2 separate regions of the Mus musculus genome follow, and region 2 is linked to region 1. The links are chromatin loops, found by intact Hi-C in ENCODE. Cell type or tissue: gastrocnemius. All regions are shown on one strand. Links, peaks and the distances in the headings refer to the core of each region. The heading gives the core; the rest is flanking DNA.

What was found. Hi-C counts contacts between places; a loop is a spot of excess contacts. Peaks named below come from ENCODE experiments on the same cell type or tissue, not always from the same donor. Only the 100,000 strongest peaks of a DNase experiment are listed, where the experiment ranks them.
Region 2: it touches region 1 in a loop (5-fold over the local background); 3 of 42 quality-filtered maps call a loop at or near these places.

Annotation. Positions count from the first base shown.
Region 1 is chr4:116,787,543-116,790,458 of GRCm38, forward strand. All of the region lies in intron 4 of Tesk2 (testis-specific kinase 2), which reads left to right. Among named protein-coding and RNA genes, the nearest start is that of Toe1, 19 kb to the right of the region's middle. In gastrocnemius, for the core only: CTCF peaks have their summits at 981 (motif pointing left) and 1,630 (motif pointing left); a DNase peak (open chromatin) is centred at 1,624; H3K4me3 peaks cover 691 bases; H3K27ac peaks cover 1,115 bases.
Region 2 is chr4:116,642,959-116,645,874 of GRCm38, forward strand. It overlaps Akr1a1 (aldo-keto reductase family 1, member A1 (aldehyde reductase)), which reads right to left. Exons shown (of 9, transcript NM_021473.3): 2 at 2,546-2,635. The coding sequence starts at 2,629. Among named protein-coding and RNA genes, the nearest start is that of Akr1a1, 7.3 kb to the right of the region's middle. In gastrocnemius, for the core only: a CTCF peak has its summit at 1,551 (motif pointing right); a DNase peak (open chromatin) is centred at 1,561.

The DNA of each region.
Region 1 (2,916 bases), core at 217-2,716:
CTTTCCTTTTTTGGGGGGGTATTAGCTTTTCATTTGTTTGGTTTATAAAGACAAGGTCTCACTATGAAGCTCTGCCTATCCTGGAACATAGACCAGGCTATCCTTGAACTCAGAGATCTCCCTACCTCTGCTTCCCAAGAGCTGAGACTAAATGTGTGCACCACTATGCCTGGCTTCACTGAAGTTTTTTTTTTTTTTTTTTTAAACAGCTCTTCAAAGATAGTAAATTCAGAGATCAGCTGAAAAGAAGCAGGTTTTGGTATAGATAAAATTGACATATGTATCATTTAGCAGTTACTGGACATTTAACTGAAATACATATAACTCTCACTTGAGAGGTAAGGCAAGAAGATCAAGAATTCAAATTAATTCTCAGCTGTCTGGCAAATCTGAAGTAGCCTAGGCTGGAGAGATCCTGCCTCAAAAAAAAAATTAAAATGTTAAAAGTTCTGTAAGGTATTTAAGTATCTTGTCAGTATTGGCTTGTTCCATAGGAGAACCCAAGGGGATTTGCCTGTGAAAAATTGAATGCACAGCATGTGTGATTCCCGTCCAGGGAAGCTGACCAGGCCAATACAGCTGTTCTTGGCTTTCTTGCAGAGGGATTTGTTCAGAGGCTGCACAGCTGAGTCTGCACTGGGAGTTGCTTATGGGGAAGTGAACGTTCCTGCTAATGGGGCACACAGTGTTTAGCAACCTAGAAATCTTCCTTGTTGGCAGATCTTAAACTTCCTTGCTTCATACATGCATGCATGGGTCTTGAGACATCGAGAAGTTGTGGTTTTTGAGGGCTCATGGGCTTATAAGCCCCACCAGCGAGTTCTCCAGCATCAGGCAAGGCAAATGGACTGTGGAAAAAAATAAATTCTTTTTTGTTTCCCTCCCTGGATCTCATTTCTACTTTTCCATCCTGCCGAGGGAAGCCAGAGTCTGTTAGTCACTGAGTCCTCGTCCTGCCTCCTCTTCTCTCTGCTCCCCCTTCTGGCTGTGGATTTACTTTTTCCCTCCCTCTCGTCCTGCCTTTCTTTTTAAACAGGATCCTTCTATGTCATTCATGCTGGCTTTGGATCTTATCTTGCCTTAGCCTCCCAAGTATTACAAGTATAAACTTGAGCCACCACACCCAGCTAAGGTGACTTTCTTGGGTGTTGACACATATTTGTAAATATGTGTTTCTCTGAACCAAAACCAAGAGTCTTACCATGACCAGGCCTTCAGAAAATACAAATACACATAGTCTTAGTTTCTTCTGCCTGACATTCAGCCATGTATGTAATGTGAGTGGTTCCTGAAGATGAGCCTTCCATGCCATGCTGCCACCATGTCAAAGAAGTGAACTGTTTCTTTAGATGTTTAGCTTTTAGATGTTTTGCCGGCACGATCAGTCCCATTTCTTTTCAGTCTAGGCACTTCTGGTCTGAATTTGGGCAGATTCACCCAGAGTGAGAAGTTGTGGTGTTAATGCTTTCCGTATACCGCTGTAAGATTTCCAAGGTGGATCACAAAGAGGGTTAAGCAGGCTAACAGGCTTTCCTTATGAGAAATTATTTTCAGCTGTTCTTTCTGCCTTGCCAAGCCTGCTCTGCTTCCTATAGGAGATCTGATGATGCTCTGTACGGTGCTGCCCCCTACTGGTTCTTTTTGATGCTTCTGTCACCATGTTCTTTTAAACAAACAAAAAGATTGTGAGTTAGGCAGGTCAGGTATGCCTACCTGGTATATGGGGAAATTGAAGCACAACTGGCCTTACTTGTTGATTTGTTTTTCCAAAATGAAACCATTCATAGAAGGCATAATTGAACTAAAATTCAATTTAAATCTCTTGTCTGTTTTACCATTAGTACTCTAGTCCTTGATAAGTTCAGTATCATATTCTAAAAATTAAGGTACTCACTTGTAGAATTCATCCTTTTTTTTTCTCCATTGGAAAGAGGATGGAGATAATGGATCTTGAAAGGGTTGAGTAAATTCTTTTTAAAAGATTGATTTATTCATCTATTTTACCTCTATGAGTGTTGTGTCTCTATACCAGAAGAGAGCATCAGATACAGATGCAACATGTGGTTCCTGGGTATTGAACTCAGGATCTCTGGACGAGAAGTCAAGTGTCCCTAACCACTAAGCCATCTCTCCAGCCCAAGTGAATTCATTTTTGAGTTCCTGTCCTGCGTGGCGTTCTCTCATTCAAATGCTATGACCACTGACTCCTTGTATAATGCATGTAGTTGTAGAAAGATGTACTCTGGAGCCAGACTCTATAATCTGCCTGATTCTGCCTTTAATATAATAGAATAATCTGAACCTTTAAATGTCAAACTCTGAAACTGGGAACACCTTTGATCCCAAACATTTCAGAAGAGGGATGCTCAGCCCATGTGGATCTATCTTGTAGGATTGTTGTGTAGATTAAATGAAATAAGGCATATAAAAATTTTAGAGATTGATGGCTCAGTGATTAAGAGCACTGACTGCTCATCCAGAGGTTCTGAGTTCAATTCCCAGCAACCACATGGTGGCTCACAACCATCTGCAATGGGATCCGATGCCCTCTTCAGGTATGTCTCAAGACAGCTATAGTGTACTCATATAAATAAAATAAATAAATCTTTAAAAGAAAAAACATACAAAAAAAAATAGAGCAAGCAAAAAAGTATATTTACGTATAGACCACAACAACCAACTTTCTTTTTTTTTTTCAGTTTATTGATTTTTATTTTATGTGTAGTATGCCTGCATGTATGTTTGTGTGAGGCTGTCAGATCTTTGAGTTACATACAGGTGTGAGCTGCCATGTGGGTGCTGAGAACTAAACCCAGGTCCTCTGGAAGAGCAGTCAGAGCTCTCAACCTCGGAACCATATCTCCAGCCCCAACAACAAAATTTTCATTGAATATTTATACATAATGCCTATACAAC
Region 2 (2,916 bases), core at 95-2,594, 140 kb before region 1:
CAAGAACCAGGTTAATCTAAGCACTCAGGAAGCCAAGGCACGAGGATTACCAAAAATTCAACTGTAGCTTGAGCTACACAGTGCAACAAGTACCAGGCCAGCTAAGGCCATTCAACAAGGCCCTGTCTCAAATACAACCATAAAGTGTTAAGAAGATACCTTAGTTGGTAGGATGCTTGCCTAGCAAGCACAAAGTCCTCAAGTCCTATGTTAAATTCCCTAAATGACCTGGGCATGATGATATATTTCTATAATCTCACAACTCCAGCAGAGGTGGAAAGATCATAAATTCAAGGCCATTCTCAGCTACACGGGAAACTCAAGGCCTAACTGGGTGATGTGAGACCTTTTCTCAACCAACCAAACAACCAACTAACTTCTGAGTTCAGCTCTTACTAAACAGATACTTTTTTTTTATCCCCTCCCTAGGCTCCTGCCTCCTCCATAACCCTCATAGAGAACTCCCTTCCTTAACCCAGTTCCTTCTCCCTAGGCTGTGTAGAGTGCCTGCCTAGAACACAGAGACCCTGACTGTACTCCAGGGTCCTCAGAAACTGGTAAGGAATGCAAAAAACAAGGCAGTATCTAACTACAGTAGAGATAGTAGCTTAACTCAGAAGCCTGACTTCCTAAGCGTGATCCCTAAACCTATATTAACTCTAACTCAGATTTCTAAGGAAAAGGGAAGGATAAAGATTTAGCAGCCTGTAACACCATACTCTGGTAAGACTTTTACTTTATTTTCATTTTGGGGAGCTTTTTGAGACAGGTTCACATTTGGTAGCTCAAGTTGTCTTAGAACTCAGTAGGCAGCCCAGGGTCCATAGCACCCAGCACTCCCAAGTACTGAGAGAACAGGCATGAGCTAAAGAGCTTTGGTATTCTTTTTTTGGGGGGTTTTTTGTTTTTTGTTTTTAATTTTTTTTTTTAGATTTATTTATTTATTTATTATATGTAAGTACACTGTAGCTGTCTTCAGACACTCCAGAAGAGGGAGTCAGATCTTGTTACAGATGGTTGTGAGCCACCATGTGGTTTCTGGGATTTGAACTCCGGACCTTCGGAAGAGCAGTCGGGTGCTCTTACCCACTGAGCCATCTCACCATCTCAGCGGTTTTTTTGGTTTTTCGAGACAGGGTTTCTCTGTATAGCCCTGGCTGTCCTGGAACTCACTCTGTAGACCAGGCTGGCCTCGAACTTAGAAATCCGCCTGCCTCTGCCTCCCGAGTGCTGGGATTAAAGGTGTGCACCACCACCAGCTGGCTGAGCTTTGGTATTCTTAATGACTGATTACATATTAAATGGCTATATAAGAGTACAATCAGCTGGACATCGTGAACATGCCTGTAACCCCAGTCCTTGCAAGGCTAAAGAAAGCTGCGCTTTAAGCTCCTGAGTAATATAGGATGAAAAATCTCAAAGAACAAGAATAAAGTCACCCCCATTCTGAATCCCATTTTAAAAAAATCTAAAACCCTCGCCTGGTACTGGGGCTATAGAGACGGCTCCGGGATTAACAGTGCTTGTTGACAAGAGTTCAGTTCCCAGAACTGACAACAGATGGCACCCAACTACACGTAAGTGCAGCTGCAGGGAACCTGATGCCTTTCCCTGGCCTCCACAAGCTCGCACTCTCACTTATGTATGTATACACACACACACACACCACACCCCCCACTCACACAAACACACAAATAAAAATCAAATTAAATCTTCAGAAAAAAGAAAAAGATGTCAGGCATAGTAATCCCAGAACTTTGGAAGCTCAACTATTGCCTGAGCTGAGTTCCAGGTCAGCTCAGGCTACATAGAAAGATCTTGTCTGGGAAAAAAAAAAAAGAAGAGAGGGGATACTGGTGGTCAGAATGTACTCCTCCCATGGATGAAACTGCCAAACAATTTAATTTAAAAGTTCAATTAAGGGGCTGGTGAGATGGCTCAGCAGGTAAGAACACTGACTGCTCTTCCAAAGGTCCTGAGATCAAATCCAAGCAACCACATGGTAGCCCACAACCAACCGTTATGAGAGCTGATGCCCTCATCTGGTCCATCTGACAGCTACAGTGTACTTAAGTACTTATAATAATAAATAAACAAATCTTAAAAAAAATGTTCAATTAAAACCTTATTCATAATTCTTGTCTATACAGTTATCCCAGTAACTTCTCAAGTTCTGAACTATGCTCCTAACTCCAAAATGTGCACTTGGGAAAGGCCAAGGTCTCAATAAGCCCGCTGTGCAGGAGATGTGACCACAGTATGCTGAGGTAAGTAATATACTGAGACTCAGCTTAGGCCTGGAAACAAAGAGGCTCCAACACCACCATAAGACTCTGCTCCTTAGTAACCCTGAGTCCCTCCTTAGTTAGCTGGAAAAACTAAGGGCTCATATTGTCCCTTCCTCCCTCATCTCTTCACTATCTTCATCCTCACCAGGAACAATAATGCAGCTTATTGTTGGAAAAACTCAGGGCCCGTCTTGCAAATCCCCCCTTCTCCCTGGCAGAGATTCAACAAGTCTCCCCTCCTTTTCCCAATCCCTCACCTGACCAGGCTCACTCTTCCATGTCCCCAGACCAATCAGAGGCATCTTCTGTCCAGTGTGCAGGAGGACACTGGAGGCCGTCATTGTCCCCTAAGACACAGACAGGAAACAAATGGTGAGGAGGTTAGCACTGCTCGGAGCCTTAGCTGTCCACCTTTGTAAAGCATACTTCAGGAAAGGGTGGAGACAGGAGCAGTGGCAGACATGGGAACAAACACCTCATATCAGTGCCTGTGTCTGTCTCTGTAGACAAGGTACATGAACTCAAGCAAACCCAGTAGCTCCTGAACAAACGCTAACGCTAACCAGACTGGCCTTCACACAAGGCTAAAATGAAGGTCAGTGTTCAAAAGCTCCAGTTTCTGAGGGTG